Linked DNA regions of Mus musculus: region 1 is linked to region 2. The links are chromatin loops, found by intact Hi-C in ENCODE. Cell type or tissue: left cerebral cortex. All regions are shown on one strand. Each heading gives the region's core, and the rest is flanking DNA. Links, peaks and the distances in the headings are about the cores only. Region 1 holds the start of Hey2 (hairy/enhancer-of-split related with YRPW motif 2). Region 2 holds the start of Tpd52l1 (tumor protein D52-like 1).

The links. A loop is a pair of places that touch in the nucleus more often than their neighbours do. Peaks named below come from ENCODE experiments on the same cell type or tissue, not always from the same donor. Only the 100,000 strongest peaks of a DNase experiment are listed, where the experiment ranks them.
Region 1: it touches region 2 in a loop (3-fold over the local background); 2 of 42 quality-filtered maps call a loop at or near these places.

The regions. Positions count from the first base shown.
Region 1 is chr10:30,838,027-30,846,355 of GRCm38, reverse strand. Hey2 (hairy/enhancer-of-split related with YRPW motif 2) reads left to right here and starts at 3,573. Exons shown (of 5, transcript NM_013904.1): 1 at 3,573-3,790; 2 at 5,674-5,752; 3 at 5,882-5,965. The coding sequence starts at 3,708. In left cerebral cortex, for the core only: CTCF peaks have their summits at 3,657 and 7,981 (motif pointing left); DNase peaks (open chromatin) are centred at 2,459, 3,454, 3,883, 5,403 and 1 more place; H3K4me3 peaks cover 3,389 bases; H3K27ac peaks cover 939 bases.
Region 2 is chr10:31,441,796-31,450,124 of GRCm38, reverse strand. It overlaps Tpd52l1 (tumor protein D52-like 1), which reads left to right and starts at 4,167. Exons shown (of 8, transcript NM_001359364.1): 1 at 4,167-4,413. The coding sequence starts at 4,395. It overlaps Gm51764 (a long non-coding RNA gene), which reads right to left and starts at 1,313. Exons shown (of 3, transcript XR_003948861.1): 1 at 1,266-1,313. In left cerebral cortex, for the core only: a CTCF peak has its summit at 4,141 (motif pointing right); DNase peaks (open chromatin) are centred at 3,497, 4,171 and 4,443; H3K4me3 peaks cover 1,551 bases; H3K27ac peaks cover 962 bases.

The sequences.
Region 1 (8,329 bases), core at 85-8,084, 600 kb after region 2:
TGCTCAACAAAGCTGCCCACAGATTAGTACATGCTTATCACCTACCAGGCAATTGCAAATATCCTTCCTCTGAGAAAGAGAGAGACAGAGATAGAGAGATAGAGAAACAGAGAGACAGAGACTGGCTTCTGGATGCTTGCATTTCAAAAGGGGCAAAGCCCTGGGCTTCCTAGTTTGAACTGTGTGCGTGTCGACTTCTCAGACTTAAAGTTCTTTCAATATCAGAATTGCCCTAACTTCACAAATTATATATACCTTGCTGAGACAAGCAAATGCTCTAGTAGGTCGTGTGTTTTGTTTTGGTTTGTTTTAAGAAACTGTGAGCGACATCTCAATTCAAATAAAGAAAACACCACAGTACTCCCTATGAGAGAAGAAAGCAGCCCAAGAACTATGTATATATCCAATTCATTCCAAACTTCTTCAGGAGAATTTTTAGAAGAGCGGCAAAGAAAAAAAATCAATTAGTTTGTGAGCTAAAGTTTCCAGTTTATGGGACAAGGTAAGACTTGCTCAAGATCGCCAAACTTAATGTAAGTAGGAAAACTCACAGTGTAATAACGGGTAGATCTCGTCCGGAGGAATATCAAAACGACTACATTTGGTCGCCAAAAAAATCTCTGCTTTTCCCAACTTCCTCTGCTACTCAGTGAGCTAAATCACTTAAGCACCAAGGACCAATTTAGGGAGGGGCGGCAAGTCTACATCTCCCTTTTCCCTTTAGATTTGTTGGCCAGCAGCCTGATCTTTCTTTCCTAATGGCATTTCGTTTCTAGGACAGTCCCTCCTCCCCGTATCTATCTGTCTAATTATCCCATTGTTCAAATCTTTCAAAAGGAAAACGCAGATAGCTCTATGCAAAGAACATTTTTTCTTTTACCCTGGTTCTTAGCCTTCCAGTAACTCACTCTTTCTTTCTCTGAAACCAGTGTCGCAGAGAGGAGATGGGGCTTAAAGTTCCAAAGTTCTCTTTCTTTCTCCCTGCTTATGCCACCCCAGTTCCTCCCCACTCCACCCACGCTCAATTATTTTTTAAATAGGTTGAAGCGCTTGCAAGAGTTTATTCTGTTTCTACCTCTGACCCAGACGTAGGACATAGAAAAGGTGTGTCTAGACAGGAGACAGGAAAAAGGGATGCTTGAGAACAACCAATATAAAAGAAAACTACTCTAACTGGGATTAAGTATTTTAAAGATTAACAAGGAGACTTTAAAATTCTGTCTTCTGCCTTATTTGTTCTTCTTAACACACATGTTTGGCGTAGCAGGCTCTATTCTAAACGCTTTTAATATATGCCCCTTGTTGATTAAAAAGCATTCAAACCAACTTTAAATCCGTGCGTGCTTTCTGAACGTCTCCTCCATATTCTTTTATGACACTGCATGGCAGTTAAGCCTTCAAAGACAAAATGGAAAAACTTTAACCAGTTGCTACTTTATTACAAGCAAACCATTTCCCGCTGCAATTTTTTGCAACCAGTATAATTAAATGCACTGGTGTAGTGAGAGAGAAAAAAATCTCTTAGGGTTGTGCCACCCCAGCTCCACACGCCTATAATGATTTCAGGTCTTGCTTCCGGCGTTTGGAAGATTCCATTAATTGTGTGCTCGCGTGGCAAACCTTAACTTCAAGGGGTGGGGGAGTGAAGCCATCACTAAGCGCTGGGAACTCTCGCTCCTGCCCCCTACTCTAGCTGAGAAAGCGAGGCCTGGAGAGCTCACACTCAGCTCAAACACTGGATAACCGCAGGGTGCAGGCCTGGATTGGACAGGGCCAGCAAGCCTCGGGCTGTCTGCTCTGTCCCTGAGGAAAAGCCATGCTGTCCGTGAGCACCCAGGTGCCCGCCCAGAGACTGAGTGCAGAGCTGGGAAGTTCGCCACCCACGGTTCTGCGGCCAAGCAGTGCTGACCCCATCCTGCCTCGCCAGGCCCCGCCCGGCCCCCGATGATCCTGTGATTTGCCTGGAGTTGAGTTTCAGAAGTCAGGACAGAAAGTTTCAGATTTCTGTTCACACGGTTATTGAAGACACCGCGGTGAGGACCGCACAAAAGAGGCCAGGGCCTGTAGGGAAGGGGTTTTGTGTTTTAACGACACGCTGGCTGCAGATCCTTGGCGTTACTCCGGCTCCTTCCCACTCCCCATCAACCCAATCTGCGCCCAGTCCAGTCAGTCTTTTGCTGTCTCTTTTTCTCTTGTCCTTTCCCGCTGCACCGGTCTAGTGTAACCAAGGAATGGAGTTTGGAAAGGGTGCCTTAGTCAGATTTCCAGAAAGATAATTATCTGTGTAAGGTGGAGGGTCTCGGTGATTGATGGATGTCTTCTTTTCTCAAAGGCCTTTTTCCACCAAGCACAAAGAGCACCATGTGGAGTCTCTAGACCTCCACTAACCCACCCAGCGCTACAGCGCCAGATGGTCTAGCTCACGCCAGACTCCCCGAGACTGTCTTGCTCACTTCCTGAGCGCGCGGAAAAGTCGGCAGAGCCTGCTAAAAAATCCCCACAGTATGCAGAGAGAGACAGAGACTTAAAAACGGAGTCTGAACACCACACCTGGAGTTTACACAATCCATGCTGTACGTGCACTAAGAACTAGCGATCTGGGCAAACTTTACAAAACAAATACAGTGTACAAGTAAATACAAATCCTCTCCCCGGATGCTAAAGAACTCCGTGGCTGCACACACCGGAGAAACTGGAGGGATGACTGGGACATTTAATTTGGATAATCCAAATCCGAGAACTTTGAACTCGAAAACCTACTCAGATTTGTGTCCTACAATCCCTCTTCCCATCAGTAGGAAGACCACTCAAGCCTGCCATTTACCGAGATAGTTACACCCCCTCCCTCCAGTTTCTGTGTCCAGAGATACAAAGGAAGTAACCAGAGGTGACTAATCCAACAATGCACGGGGACAACCTCCTGCAGTTAGGCACCTGGACCGGTGAGCGGGCGTCCTTTATCTGACCACAACCTAGAGGCTGGGGAGCTGGCAGGGTGAAAAAAAAAAAAAAAAAACTTTGACTTAAAGCTTTCAAAATCCCCTGAGGGTCAACATGACCGCTCCGGTCAGCCACTCAGCAGCTTGATCCAGAAGAGGGACAGCCCAGAGGGGTGGGTCGCCGAGCCTAGCACTCCCACCCTAGACGTCACACACGCTCACTCGCACTCAGCCACGCGCTAGCGGTTATTCTTTAAACCGAGGGTAGAAACTCGGCGGGAGAGATCACGGCTTGCAGGTGATGGCCCAAAACCCAGGAGCCCTCGCCCGACACGCCCGCCCCATGCGCTCTCGCGCCTGCGCCCGCTCCCGCCGCCGGCGGTCAACCCCAGCGCTCCACTCCCGGCTCCCAGGTGCGCGGTGGCATTCCCACGCCTCTGCCAACGCCTCTCGGCAGCCATTGGCCAGCGCGGGTCCGCCCCTCCATATTAACCAATAGAAAGCCACACCGTCCCAGGGAGGCGGGGCCTGGAGAGTGGCCAGGGCGGGCACACGAAGAAGCGGAGGGGCCCCGCCCGCGCTGGGGGGCGTGGCCAGTACCGGGTCTTGCGCCCTGGCTGGGCTGCAGCGTGGGAAAGAACCTCCAGGAGCCGACCGCGCCGCCGAGGGAGCGGCGCCTGCAGAAGCCGGGCAGGGAGGGAGGGAGGAAGCCCGCGGGGAGCGCGCTGCGTTCCGCTAGGCGACAGTAGCTGCTCCTCCTTCGTCGCGATGAAGCGCCCTTGTGAGGAAACGACCTCCGAAAGCGACCTGGACGAGACCATCGACGTGGGGAGCGAGAACAATTACCCTGGGTGAGCGCGGAAAAGCGGGAGGGTGTCCGGGGAGCTTCGGGTGGAGAGGAGACCGTTTTCCCCGGGAAGCGGGTGCTAGAGTCGGGTGGGGCGAGAGATGGAGTTCACACTAGGCGTGGGAGCGACTGGAAGGGAGCTGGACTGGAGCGTGCAGGAGATGGCGAGGGAGGGTCCAGGGCTGTCAGCACAGGACACGCATACTGGCACGTCCGGGCGACGCCCCCGGTACTGGAACTGTATTTAGGGACAGTTCCAAAATAGGTCAGGAGAAAAGAAAAACAACTGGATTTCTGTTTTGAGAGAAACTGGGATCGCGACTTGAGTTTTTGAGGAGGTAAAGCATCTGAGCTAAACAGGCTGAGCTGCGCAGGTCGACAGAGGGTGATCTGGCTGACCCACCCATGAGTGACAGATATAAGGAGCAGATGAGACAGCATTGCTTTGCCTGCTTGTCCTTTAGTCTCCAGGAGATCAAGGTTCTGATCACAGAAGACAGACCTCCTGTTTCCTGTGACAGCAAGATTACCCAACCATTTTAGAGGCGGGGGGGGGTCAAATGATAATTGCTTCTAATTGGCTTGCCCAGAAGCACCTTATTTATTTATTTGCAGCTGTCACTCAAAGAGTGAAATCCTTCCCGCATATAGAAAACTGGATTTATTTCACGGGCTTATTTTAAGACGTAGAAATCAAAGCCGGAAAAATAGCTAAAGCAAAAACGATGCTTATGAGACAGTTTACCAACTCTCTCATTGTTAAAGTATTAAAAAAAAAAATGAAACCGTAGGCTGTCACTAGAAGGGGTGAGGAAGGAGTCAGTTGATTTCGAATTAAGACCCAGAAGTGAGCCGAAGGGGTGGTAATAGAACTTCTCAAAACTAGAGAGGACCTGGAGAGTTTAAGACACTAAAGAAGCATAGTACCTGTGAATTTCAAAGTGACAGAAAGTCCTAGGAGAGTATACATTAATGGACCAACTACACCACCAAATAATCACTTGATTGAACCTTGCAGTCTAAAAATACCTTTTAGTAAACTCAAGGTGAATTGCAGCTTCTCGAGATATCAGCTTGGTTTTAAGGCTGGTGGCACAGTTTCATTTTCAAAGTTAAAGCATGAAAAGTGCAAAAACTAAATTTCAACTTTCCACCCAATGATATGGTTAGGATATTCTTTTAGAGGATCAATATGCAAAACTTACAATCTGTTCTTTTTAGGCTATCCAATAAGGTTTGGGGATAGTAGGAGAATTAGGTTTTTGTTTTAAAAGTCGCATATAGAGACACATTCGACATGTGCTGCTCTTGAACGTTCAGTATGTCTGGCAGAAGAGAATGGGAGTACACATCCAGATGGGTTGGTGACTTTTGAGAAATACATGAGAGAAATAGGACACACTAATCCCCCGACCTGTCACCCTAACTGGCTATCATTTCATTAGAGAACTCAAAAGTTCAGGTTCATTTTTGCCACTTGAATGGGCAGCATAGCATTTCGAAAATCATGTTTACTTATTCAGTGTGCGTGTCCGGCTAGGTGCATGTCACTGTCACCGTCACTTCTGTTTGTGGAGGTGCAAGTGGTTCTTCCCCATGCATCCTGTGGGCCCAAAGGACTGGAGCTCATGCCAGATCATCACACTTTGTGGCCAACTGCCTTTACTTGCTAAGCTGTCTCAAGGCCTCAACAGCATTGTTAAGGCATAATTATTATCTGGAAACTAAAATAAAGCCTCCAAATAGCATAGATATGAAAAAAGTCAACAGACAGAAAAAAGTAATATAATGCGCAGTCAGTCAGAATATTATTGGGTGCCATGAACTGGGGCAGGGAAGGGGCCTATGACCTTGATACAGCACCTGACTTGTCTTCCTCCTTCACAGGCACGCTACAAGCTCAGTGATGAGGTCCAATTCACCGACAACTACCTCTCAGATTATGGCAAGAAAGAAAAGGAGAGGGGTAGGTGACACCCCCCCCCTTGTGTCATGTAATTAAGCATGTGTATCACTGTTGTTATTTTCTTACTTGGATAATTTTTCTGTATGTGTACTGTACCCTTAGATTTTTGTTTTGCTTTCCTTGGGCTAGATCATAGAAAAAAGGCGTCGGGATCGAATAAATAACAGTTTATCTGAATTGAGAAGACTAGTGCCAACAGCTTTTGAAAAACAAGTAAGTTATCCCCCCCCCAAAAAAAAAAACCAGCTCAAAGCATCTGACTTTCTCATCTGGGACTGTAGATTCTTCTTGAAGATCATTAAAATAATGGTGTGTGCTCTGCACACTCTGATCCGGCGTAGAAGAGCTATTTCAATAAAATGCTTTGTTGTGGCAGAACTATTAAAAACATAATCCATCATGAAGTCGAAGACATTTCCATTCTTTAGCTTATTTTCCCCTTAAGGGTAATTGTGTTCCTGCTTTCTCTGTTCTTTCCATGAAGCCAGCAGGGGTTTTGCTTAAAACTGTGCTGTATATGGTATTCTTGAAAACAAAAGTTTTGTGTGTGAAATATCATTTTTCCCTCAAACTTTCAAAGTACTATTTAAAAAAAAAAATCAAAGTTAAGGAACTAAGGCTTCTATTTTGGTTTCCTAAATTATAATAATACAGCTTATTTAGAAAGCTACTTTTGTTTTTAATTCTTGGGTTAATAGAACATTATATTTGATTTAGGATATAATTTGGAAGTTTGGTAAAAAAAATCAAATTAGTCATAAATATTGCTTTTCAAAGTTCAGGTATTCTTTTACATTAAAAAAAAGGGAAAGGTGATTGCCATTTGAAAATTAGAAAACAAACAGTTACACTTCCCTTTGTGGTTATGGATTTGTGTCTCTTGTTCTGCCGCTGTGGCTGATGCAAAGGCTTCTAAGAGCACATTTCCAAGGATGTGGCCATTTCTGTGCTGAAAATGTTATCAGTTGACTTCCAAATTGGGTGTTGGCTGTTTATGCCACTTTTGTCGGTTTGTTTACTTCGTGATTCTGCAAACATTGTAAAGCAAGCTCCACAGAGAGCTTTTGGAGGCCATCCAGGGCCACCGTTGGCTGCTTTCACAGCAGCTCCCGAGACATCTTCATGGACATGGTGAACAAGGAGAAGTACGGGCATGATATGCTACTGTTGACTCTGTGTATTTAAGACTGAGAAGAAATAGACACAAACTCTGCACTTCGTATGCCACGTCTGTCTTTGATAACTTACTATAAATTATGCTTTGGATTAATGCGCTGCAAATGAAGAGAAGATGACCTATGTTGTTTGTTTGTTGTGCTTTTCTGAGTACTTTTTTGAGTACTGAAATATCTGCAATATGACACTGAGAAGCAGTCACTCTGTGATCTTTTTCCTTAGTCTTGGTTTGTTCGGCTCTTTTCTTAAATATTGACTTAAATCTTAAGAGCACGCCTCAGTCATTGGGCAGCTAGTTACTGTAAACACAAACTTTCCCATTTACAGAGTCTGGCTGCCAACCCCAGTGAGCTGGCCCTGCCACGATTAGAGGAGAATACTCTTTAGAGCTGCTGAAGAACGGACACTCCTGCTATTTACTATTTGCTGATAATTTTTTTAAGTGTAGTGAAAAAAAATATTGGTTTAATTATTCAGCTCCTCTAGGAAGTTAGTTAGAAGCCACCAAGACCCAAGTTACTATCAGTGGGGCATTTCTTTCATTTGGTTTCTAACTTTTGCTTTATTTAAGAAGAGGAGCAATGAAAATGTATTTGCAAGACTTTGTTTTTTGTAGGGTTTTATAAGGTTTTTTTTTTCTTCCAATAATTTACTTTTTTTTTATTCACTTACATCCCGATCACAGTCCCATCCTTCCTCTTTTCCCAGTCCTACCTTAAAATCCCCCCATTGTCCCCTCCCCTTCTCCTCAGTAAAAGAGAGCCCGTCCTGAGAAATCTAGTCCTAGCAGGACTAAGCAATGCTCTCTCCCACTGAGGCACAACCAGGCAGTCCAGGTAGGGAAAGGGGATCTAATGGCAGGGAACAGAGATGAAGACAGCCCCCTCCACCTGTTAGGGGACCCACATGAAGCTGCACATTTACCACAGGAATATTTAAGAATGGTTTCAAATGGTTGGTAAATCCTTAGGCACAAAAGATGCTCCTTAAGTGAACTGCAAATTAATTGGTCCTTTCTGTTTGTGATCCTAGAATACACAGTGACACCTGCTGGTGACCTTGAACGTCTTTCCTAGGTCATTTCCTTTACTGGTTTATCTTAAAGACTTACTGGGATTTTTCTACTTTTGAACATTCTACTTTTGATGCTTTGTTAAAACACTATATCCATATCCTCAAGAATTAATATTCAACTGTTTAACTGCTGCAAACTTCAATAGTAATGACTATAAAATGTCTCTTAAGAAAATGTATCATTAATGAAGGCAGAGTTCAAAGTTCAAGAGCTTTTCAGCTGGCATAGTATTTGTAGGATGATTTTAGGAACACAATTGCTCCTACTATTTATTTAGTAAATCATTTCTTTGATGCCTTGTTCTGGTCTTTGCAAGTTAATGCCAT
Region 2 (8,329 bases), core at 282-8,281:
CTATGTGCTTGTGTGTATATGTTAGAGGGTCATGAAGTAAAAGATAATTTGATTTTCAGGTCTTTCTTCTAGGTAACAACAGCTCTTCCTGGCCATCTGGACAGGGTGGGCATGGAAGGAAGGGAAGCCCCAAGCAGATCTATGTTTGGCTTAATGATACTGATAAAGCCTATTTAGTCACCCTGGTGGGCCTTTGCTCTACTCATCTGGTGTTTATTTCGCCTCTTGGTTTTCTATTTTGGTGGTCCTAGCAGAGCCAAGGCTGCATCTTCCATGGCCTCCACAAATAACTGTGTAGATCAACTTCCATTTTTATCCTTCCCAGAACTGGAAGATTTGCAGAGATAGAAAAAAAATAATAATCACAAAACAATGATGGCCCCTCCTCAGGAATTCATGTGGTCTCTCCCCAATTCCTTTGGCCCTTCTCAGTACAGCACAAGGCAGGGAGGTAAAGCAATCTAGACACTAATTACCTTCCCCTTTTTGCAGCATATCTTCTCTCCTTGAGCTATTCTGTGGCTCTACAGCTACTTCTTCACTAGCCCCCTCAGGGTGTCCTTGGCTTCTAGCAGGGTCTCTCGCCCTCTAACTTCACACCCCAAATGGTGCTCAAGGAAAGTCCCAGTTGTTTTTTCACACTGCTTAAAAGGTTTGAAAATTTATAGATACACAAATACATCACACACACACACACACACACACACACACACACACACACACACACACACACACACATGCACACACTCTCTGTCCATGACTGAAGGTGGAGTGAAAGCCTGCAATAGAACTGTCAGGTCCAGGCCTTCTCTAGGACAGATGGTGGGACACACAAACAGACTCATGTCGGCTTCTTGAATCTCTGCCTCCTCCAGTTTCTATGCCCTCTCCAATTCTTCTACATTTAGGGGTATAAATACTTGCTCTTCTTTCATTCCTCTCTCCCTACATCTATCTACCTGAATGACTACTTTTTAATTTAAGCTGGAGAATCAGTGCCTTTCATCTTTGCTGTGGATAATACCTAACAGCCATTCTCAGTCTTAGGAGAATATCAGTATTACCTAGAGAGCTTTCAAAATATAAATTAAATTAGATTATCTGGAATATGAGCACAGGGGCAGAAATGACACAAAGCCCCTCATTTGGTCCTTATGTTCAGCACACTGGGAGCCAATACCAACGGGCCAGGAGGATGAGAACAAACACATCAGTGAATACCACAAAATGGAGAAAGCTAGGCACTACCAGACTAAGAAACTTACCTTAGCTGTACAGCTGGCAGTTTTCAGAGTGGGTACACCAAAGCTTGAGTTCTGCACCTAGCTAGGATCATGAAGAAGAGCAACAGTTTTTGTTTTGTTTGCTAGTCCTTTCCAGTCTTTCATCTTATTTTTATTCCCTGCCCACATCTCATGAGCACCTTCAGCACTGTGCATTATGGAAGGCCTAGAGCTGCTTCAGGCCAGCTCACCTTCCCTTGGCTATAGATGCTATCCACTATACCATCACCTCTTCAGAAGGAGTCTCACAGAGAGGGCAAGAATTCATTGACTCAATCTCATGTCTGTGTGTTGTGTTCCAGGTATGGCCACTAAAAAGACTTGTTTGCTTAAACTTTCAAGAAGAATTCCATGATTGCAAGTGAAAAGGAGAAGGAAGGATTACGTCTTAGGCATTGCCTGGAATCACATTCTCTCAGCTAAGCCACAGCATGGCTGTGCTTTGGTTTGAAGATAAAACTCAATGGTTATGAGCACTGCATGGTGGCTCACAAACATCTGTAATAGGATCTGATGCCCTTTTCTGGTGTGAGTCTAAAGACAGCAACACTGTACTCATATTCATAAAATAAATAAATCTTTTTTAAAAAACCCAGAAGTTCATGTGTTTGAACTCTTAGTCTCTAGCTAATATTGCTGATTTGAGAGGACACACAAGCTCACACTGCAGGAAAGGAATGAGGAAGGGAGGTCTTGTGGAGTACAGCCAAGCCACATCTGTCTGTCTGTCTGTCTGTCTGTCTTTCTCCTTTCCTCATTCTCCCTCTCCTCCAGTCCCTCTCTTCCTTTCTGTTTTCTTCCCTCCCCTCCCTTCTCTATATCTCCTTTCCTCCTTCCCCTCTCCCATCCTTCCTTCTCTGTCTTTGTTTTCCTTCCTCCCTCCTTCTGTCTTTTTCTTCCTCTTTCCCCCTCTCTCTTCCTCTTTCTCCCTCCTTCCACCCAGTCCCTCTCCTCTCTTCCTGGTCTGCTGAAGTGTAAGCAAGCAACCTCAAGCTTTCCTGATGCAGCCATATACACAACCACTGCCATACTGTCTCTGCCACCACCTACTGTGACCCCTCATACCTTGAGACAAAATTGGGCTCTTCTCCCCTAAGTTGCTTCATGTCTGGTATCTGACTACAGTGACAGTAAAAAGTAACGGCTATTTACCTAGCTACTTTGTCATCCTTCAAGATTTAGAGGACATGAAACACATTTCCTCACCAGGGTCTGACTTGAGGGGTCTTTGGTGGTGAACGCAGGTTCTGCCTTTGCCTCGCACAGCTCTCAGTGCCTTCACTGCTTCATGAAGGATCTGTTTATCCTTCCTTTTCAATAGGTCATGAACCCCTTGAAAGGGAGAATTGTGCCCTTCACTTATAGCCTTGGAATCTAGCCAAATCCCTGTTGCAAGGAATGAATGTCCAAGTCTTATGATTATTTAAAAAAAAATGGTCAAAATGTTAAAGGGGCAGTAGCTTAAAGTTTTAGCAATCAGAAATGAGCCAGATGAAAGTAGGTGGCCTAAGATGAAAAGTCAGGAGCTATTTTTAGCTTTTAACAGCTGGGAGTCAACTGTTGTGACTTGGTGTTTAATTTCTAGGATTAAGACGACCAGAAAACCTGAATAGACTCTAAAAGTGATTTCATCATCCAGTAGCCACTTTGTACCTGCCTGGTAACTTTCACTAAAAGTCATTATAGGGTAAATGTCATGAAATTGATTACATACCTATGAGATCTTCAACACAAAACTGAGAAAAACAAACAGACAAACCACCCAACCCAAACCACTGGCATGCTCGTGTGCATGCCACAAAACCACCAGTATTCTTTCTTTCAAGGGAAAGGACACCCATTTTTGTATTTTATCCTGTAACTTTGAGAGTAACTTGGGTGTGGTAAAAATACGACTTTTTGATTGATTAATCACTATCTTTCCTGAGTGTAAATCTACTTGAGGCTCTTTGGCAGAAATTACAGGAGATTTAATATAATAAACACCTTCAATCTCACCAGACTCCCCCATCTATTTTATAGAGAAAGAGAATGACACCCTTTCACGCAAAATTGCAAATTATGTAACACCAAGCATAAGAAAATGCTAGACTGTTTCATGAAGTTTGTGAGACGCTGAGGAAAAGGAAGTACGTAGAGACTGGTGGGGGTGACGTGTGAGCGCCCATTCATACTGTTAGCTTTCCAGTTACACCAGCAGACAAGCCTTGACACAGGACTGAAGTTTTAGTCTTCTCTGAAAAGGACTCCTACACCAATCTAGTGACACAGCCTACAGGCTCGGGATAACAAGACACATGTCCTATTAATGTGTCTTAGGCTCCATGTTCCTTTGTCACTTTTCACTCGGATTTGCTTGTAACACCAAACTCAGTTTTTCTTCTGCCTGTTGGAGTAAACAAAAATCTCAAAATATTGCAGCCCCTACCCCCCACGCCAGCACTGCCCAGTTTCGTTTCAAACTAGATTCATGCCCAACACCCTAAGTGCAATATAGTGTGATGAACTTTATAGAAGAAGTATACACATTACATAACCTTAATAAACTGTGTTTTTGTCCGAGCACTGTATGCTCAATGTTAAATGAGCCAATTACATTAAGTAAGGGTTCTATAAATGGGCATATAACAAAGTTATATAATGGTCAGTTGACAAAAAGAATATGGTACTGGGGCGCCCAGGAACCTAACCTGACTGTCTCCACCAGGACCAATGGCTCAGCATTGTACCCCTGCGCTCCCTACCTCCTTCCTGCCAAGGCATTTGTGTCTTGTGGGCTTCTGGGCTATGGTGTTGGTTGTCTGCGCGTTTGTGTGCTGGAGGGGAAGCCTCCCACTGGGTGCGCAGAGCGGCCGGCAGGTGGCGCCCGACCTGGCGTTCTCGGTTGCGCTGTGTAGCCTAGGTGGATTGGAAGGGGCGGAGGTAACCAGCAGCGGCCAGTGGTGGCCGCCGCCAGTACCCCGCCCCCTCCACGAATGCTCGCGACACGCGCGCCGGGAGAGGGCACGGGCGGCGGGGCTAGCTGTCTTCCGAGCTCGGGAATCGCTACCATCTGCTGCTCTGCGAGGAGTCCGCGTGTTCTCCGCGGTGCTCAGCTCCAAACCGGCCACCATGGAGGCGCAGGCACAAGGTGGGTGGTCGCCGGTCGCCCCCGAGGTCTGGTCCTCAGATGTACAGAGAGACTATTTTCCTTCAGTACCTAACTTTACTCCGGGACAGACAGGGACATCCTACGCAGACGGAACTCTGCGCCTACGCGCGCCTTCGGGATCCTTTGCTTGACTCAGATTTTGCGGTGGGGCTGGGGACCAGGGAAGGGCTGAGGACTGAAAACAGAGTAGCGGGTCTGCAGGGATTGTGTCCTTGTCTGCACTATCCCTTCCAGCAGTCAGTGGGCCATACTTCCTCGTCCTGGAAGGTGTTCAAAGGACCTGTTGTTCAGGCTCCGGATGTCTGCGCTGTTCTTCCCGGGGAGGCGTGGGGAGAGCCGGATCTTCTGGACTCCGGCCTTGGGGCTCACCTCTTGCAGTTCACAAATGCGGGCGGGGGTGACGCGGACCCGAGAGGTGGTGGTTTTGTGGAGACTCAGTGTCCCTGCTATTCGAGGGCTGCAGCGTGGGAGGATTGGCCTTCAAAGGCAAGAGAGCTTCACATTTCCCCCCAACCCCCAACCCCGCCCCCGACATCCAGATTGATAACCCTATCCCAGTTTTTCGTGTTCTTAGAAGAGTCGCTTTCCCACCCCACCCCACCTCACCCCCCACCCCAGCCGCACCCAGTGCCTGCCTTAATTGAGGGTTGGTCACCTGCTCTCCGTGCTCAGGGTGTTCGCTGGAGGAATCCAGAGAACTCTAGGATCATTCAAAATAAGAGTAAAGGGATCTTAGAAAGGATCAGAGATTGCCTTTATTATTATTATTATTATTATTATTATTATTATTATTATTATTATTATACCTAAGTTCACTGTAGCTGACTTCAGACACACCAGAAGAAGGTGTCAGATCTCATTATGGATGGTTGTGAGCCACCATGTGGTTGCTGGGATTTGAACTCAGGACCTTCGGAAGAGCAGTCAGTTTAGAGCAGGCCCTTTACCTGCCGAGCCATCTCATCAGCCCAGAGATGGTCTTATGTGGAGTGAGGGACAGGGAGGACGAAAGCTCTCGGAAATTCACTTTGGAAGCAGCACTCAGAAGGAATGGTTTGCATTAATGCCATCATGACCACCTTTCCTCGCACTGAGGAATTTTGTGGTGCCCTTTTAAATACATAATGCTTTTTTTTTTCTTCAAATGAAGTAAAGAGATTCACGACCTCATGCATTCTAAGGGCAAAAGCAGCTCGAATGAGGGCAGTTTGGGCAGTGTATAGGACTAGAGCCACTCAGTTGGTTTGCTGCCAGGATCACAATAGTCTGAACAGCATGAACCGTACTCCTCTTTGGTCGTATCAGCCAAGGTCCCGCCTGGAAGCTGCAGCTTAATAGGAAAGGAGTGTGCAATTAACTAAGCAGTTCCAGACCCTGGAGTTAGGCTCAACCCCAAAACCCAAAATGGTGAACAAGTCCAGATAGATGTGTGGGCAGTGTGCGGGTCAGTGGATGCAGGGTCACTCAAAGAAGCATTAGGAAGGAGTAAGAGGGATTCTGCAAAAACCCTTCTGGACTAAGAAAAGTTCATTGAGGCAGGCCACATGGTCAAACATGCGTTGGGGGTGAGAGGGAGTCTGTGGAGGATGAGGAGACTGCCCAGATCCTGAAGATGAGGAGTGTGTGTGGCTAAACTGATAGAGCAGAGTTCTTTGAGAAAATCTACATGTAACAAAAGCTTACAGATGGCCCTCAGGGGAAGTTCCTGCTGACCTTCAGCAAGCAGAGAGCCTTGGTTGCTGGTCAGATTCGAAAGTCGAGGTCCAGCAGGTGCCTTTGTGTCTGAACTGAAGCAGATACTGACAATACTGGAGTTTTCTGACCTGACTTTCAGACTAGATGCAGTTATTTCTAAGTATTGATAGAGAATTGACACCAGGACCCTTAAAAAGACACCAAAGTCTCTGCTGGAGAGAGAGCTCAGTGCTTAAGAGCCTGTACTGCGCTTGCAAAGTTTGGTCTTCTACACAACTGCCAGTAATTCCAGCTCTAGTGGATTGGATGTCCTCTTCTGGTCTCTTTGGGTAACACACACACACACACACACACACACACACCACTTACTTGAAAAAATATATCAAAATCCAAGGATCTCAAGTGTGTTGTATATCTGCCTAGGACCTCTTATACATATCCAGCACACTTTCAATAGTTTTTGGATCATTTATTAAACTGTCATGCAAATAATTATATTGTATTTTTAAAGAAAATAATGACAATAGAGAAAAGTCGGTACACATTCAGATAGGTTTTTTTCAAGTATTATTTATCTGTACTTAATTATGTCCAAGTTTGAAGACCCCCATGGATATGGAGTTAAGTGGACTGGGCTGATCCCATAGCTGTCATTTTGGAACCCCTGGGGCCTGAGCCTGAGAATACTTGAAAGCTATCCACATAATTCTATTATCCACTGAGGTAGGAAAAGAATTATAATAGCTAAAAAGCACCCACCTGAATTCTAAAGGCTCCTGAAGACTAAGAGCCCGTGTAACTAGTTTGCTTTATCTTTGAGCAAATATTTGAGTGCTTTTGTCTTCTAGACAGAGCATTAGGAACAGCGAAACCAGGCTTGATTTCTATTTCATGAAATGCACAGCAGAGGATGAGATGGTTTTATTAATGTGGCACTTACTTCATACACTGAGATGTAAAACCACCACATGTTACTGACAGGAGAGTGAGCTGCATACGCCAATGAGAGAATCATAGACTTCAGGGCCAGTTATCAATAGTCAAAGTAGCTTAGTCTGTTTATTTTCTCCCTGTCTCTACTCTCAATGCTTTATATGTATTGATTGACATCACGGTAGCGCCCGAGGAGGTAAGTTGAGCTGTCTTTTCCATTTTGCAGAGGAGATGAGACAGAAGCTAGATTATAGATAAACAGACATTGAGTAACTAAGTTGGTACTGCGAGCACCCATCCCACTCAGACCCTGGAAAGATAAAACTCTTAACCGGAAAGATAAAAGTCTTAACTGCCTCTCCAGCCGCCCTGCATCACTCTCCCCTTGCCCTCACAGCTGGATGGAACTGGATTGAACCCTAAATGGGCATTTGCTCTTAGATTCTAAAATAGTCCTGTGATGTCCAAGGTGTAAGCTTCTACCTGTGGTTTACTTGACAGTTTTCTGAGCTGGAAATGGTTCTCTACCTCCTCTCTTTGTGCCTCTAAATCTAAAGGGAACCAAATGTGTACAAGATTAGACCTGCATCTGGTTACTAGAGGCCCCTTGTTGCACTAAGGGGCGTAGATATGGGTTATCCAAGTAGCTCAGAAGTGCAGAAGCAGGTCTTTGAAAGGCCTCCCGAAAGTGAAATTCTCCACACGCATTCTTTTGCTTTGTGAAAATACTAAATTATTTCCAGCAAAACAAGAAGACACCCTAAGGAGTTTGGCAGGATGGGGACAGGGGGATTATGAGTGGGTGAGTTTGTGAAAAGGGGCTCTTGAACAGCACTGTGGAGTTTTCAACCCACAGGAGGCCAGCACTGCTAGCTGCTTTTCATTGGCCCAGAGAAGTTGTCCTTCACATGTTCCTGGTGAAGGGGTTTCAACCTTACAATAGTGTGAAAGAGATGGGCATTCAGTACTGTATCACAAGCTTAATTTTTATCTCAGACTTGTGATTCAGTATAGTATTTATTATGGTCTTGTTATGAATTATCTCCCTGTAGTCTTGTATATGGAATGCTTCATTTCTCTATAGTGATTGCAATCATTTGAGAGGTGGTTCAGTCATGAGGACTGGGCCCTTATCAAAGTGTTAATCTGTGGATGGTTTCATAATTTGATGACAGTACTGGGAGTTGGTGGGAAGTGGGACCCAGATAAGGACATGGGTCCTTGAGACTTTTCCATTGAATGGGATCCTGCTCTGTTTACTGCTTGC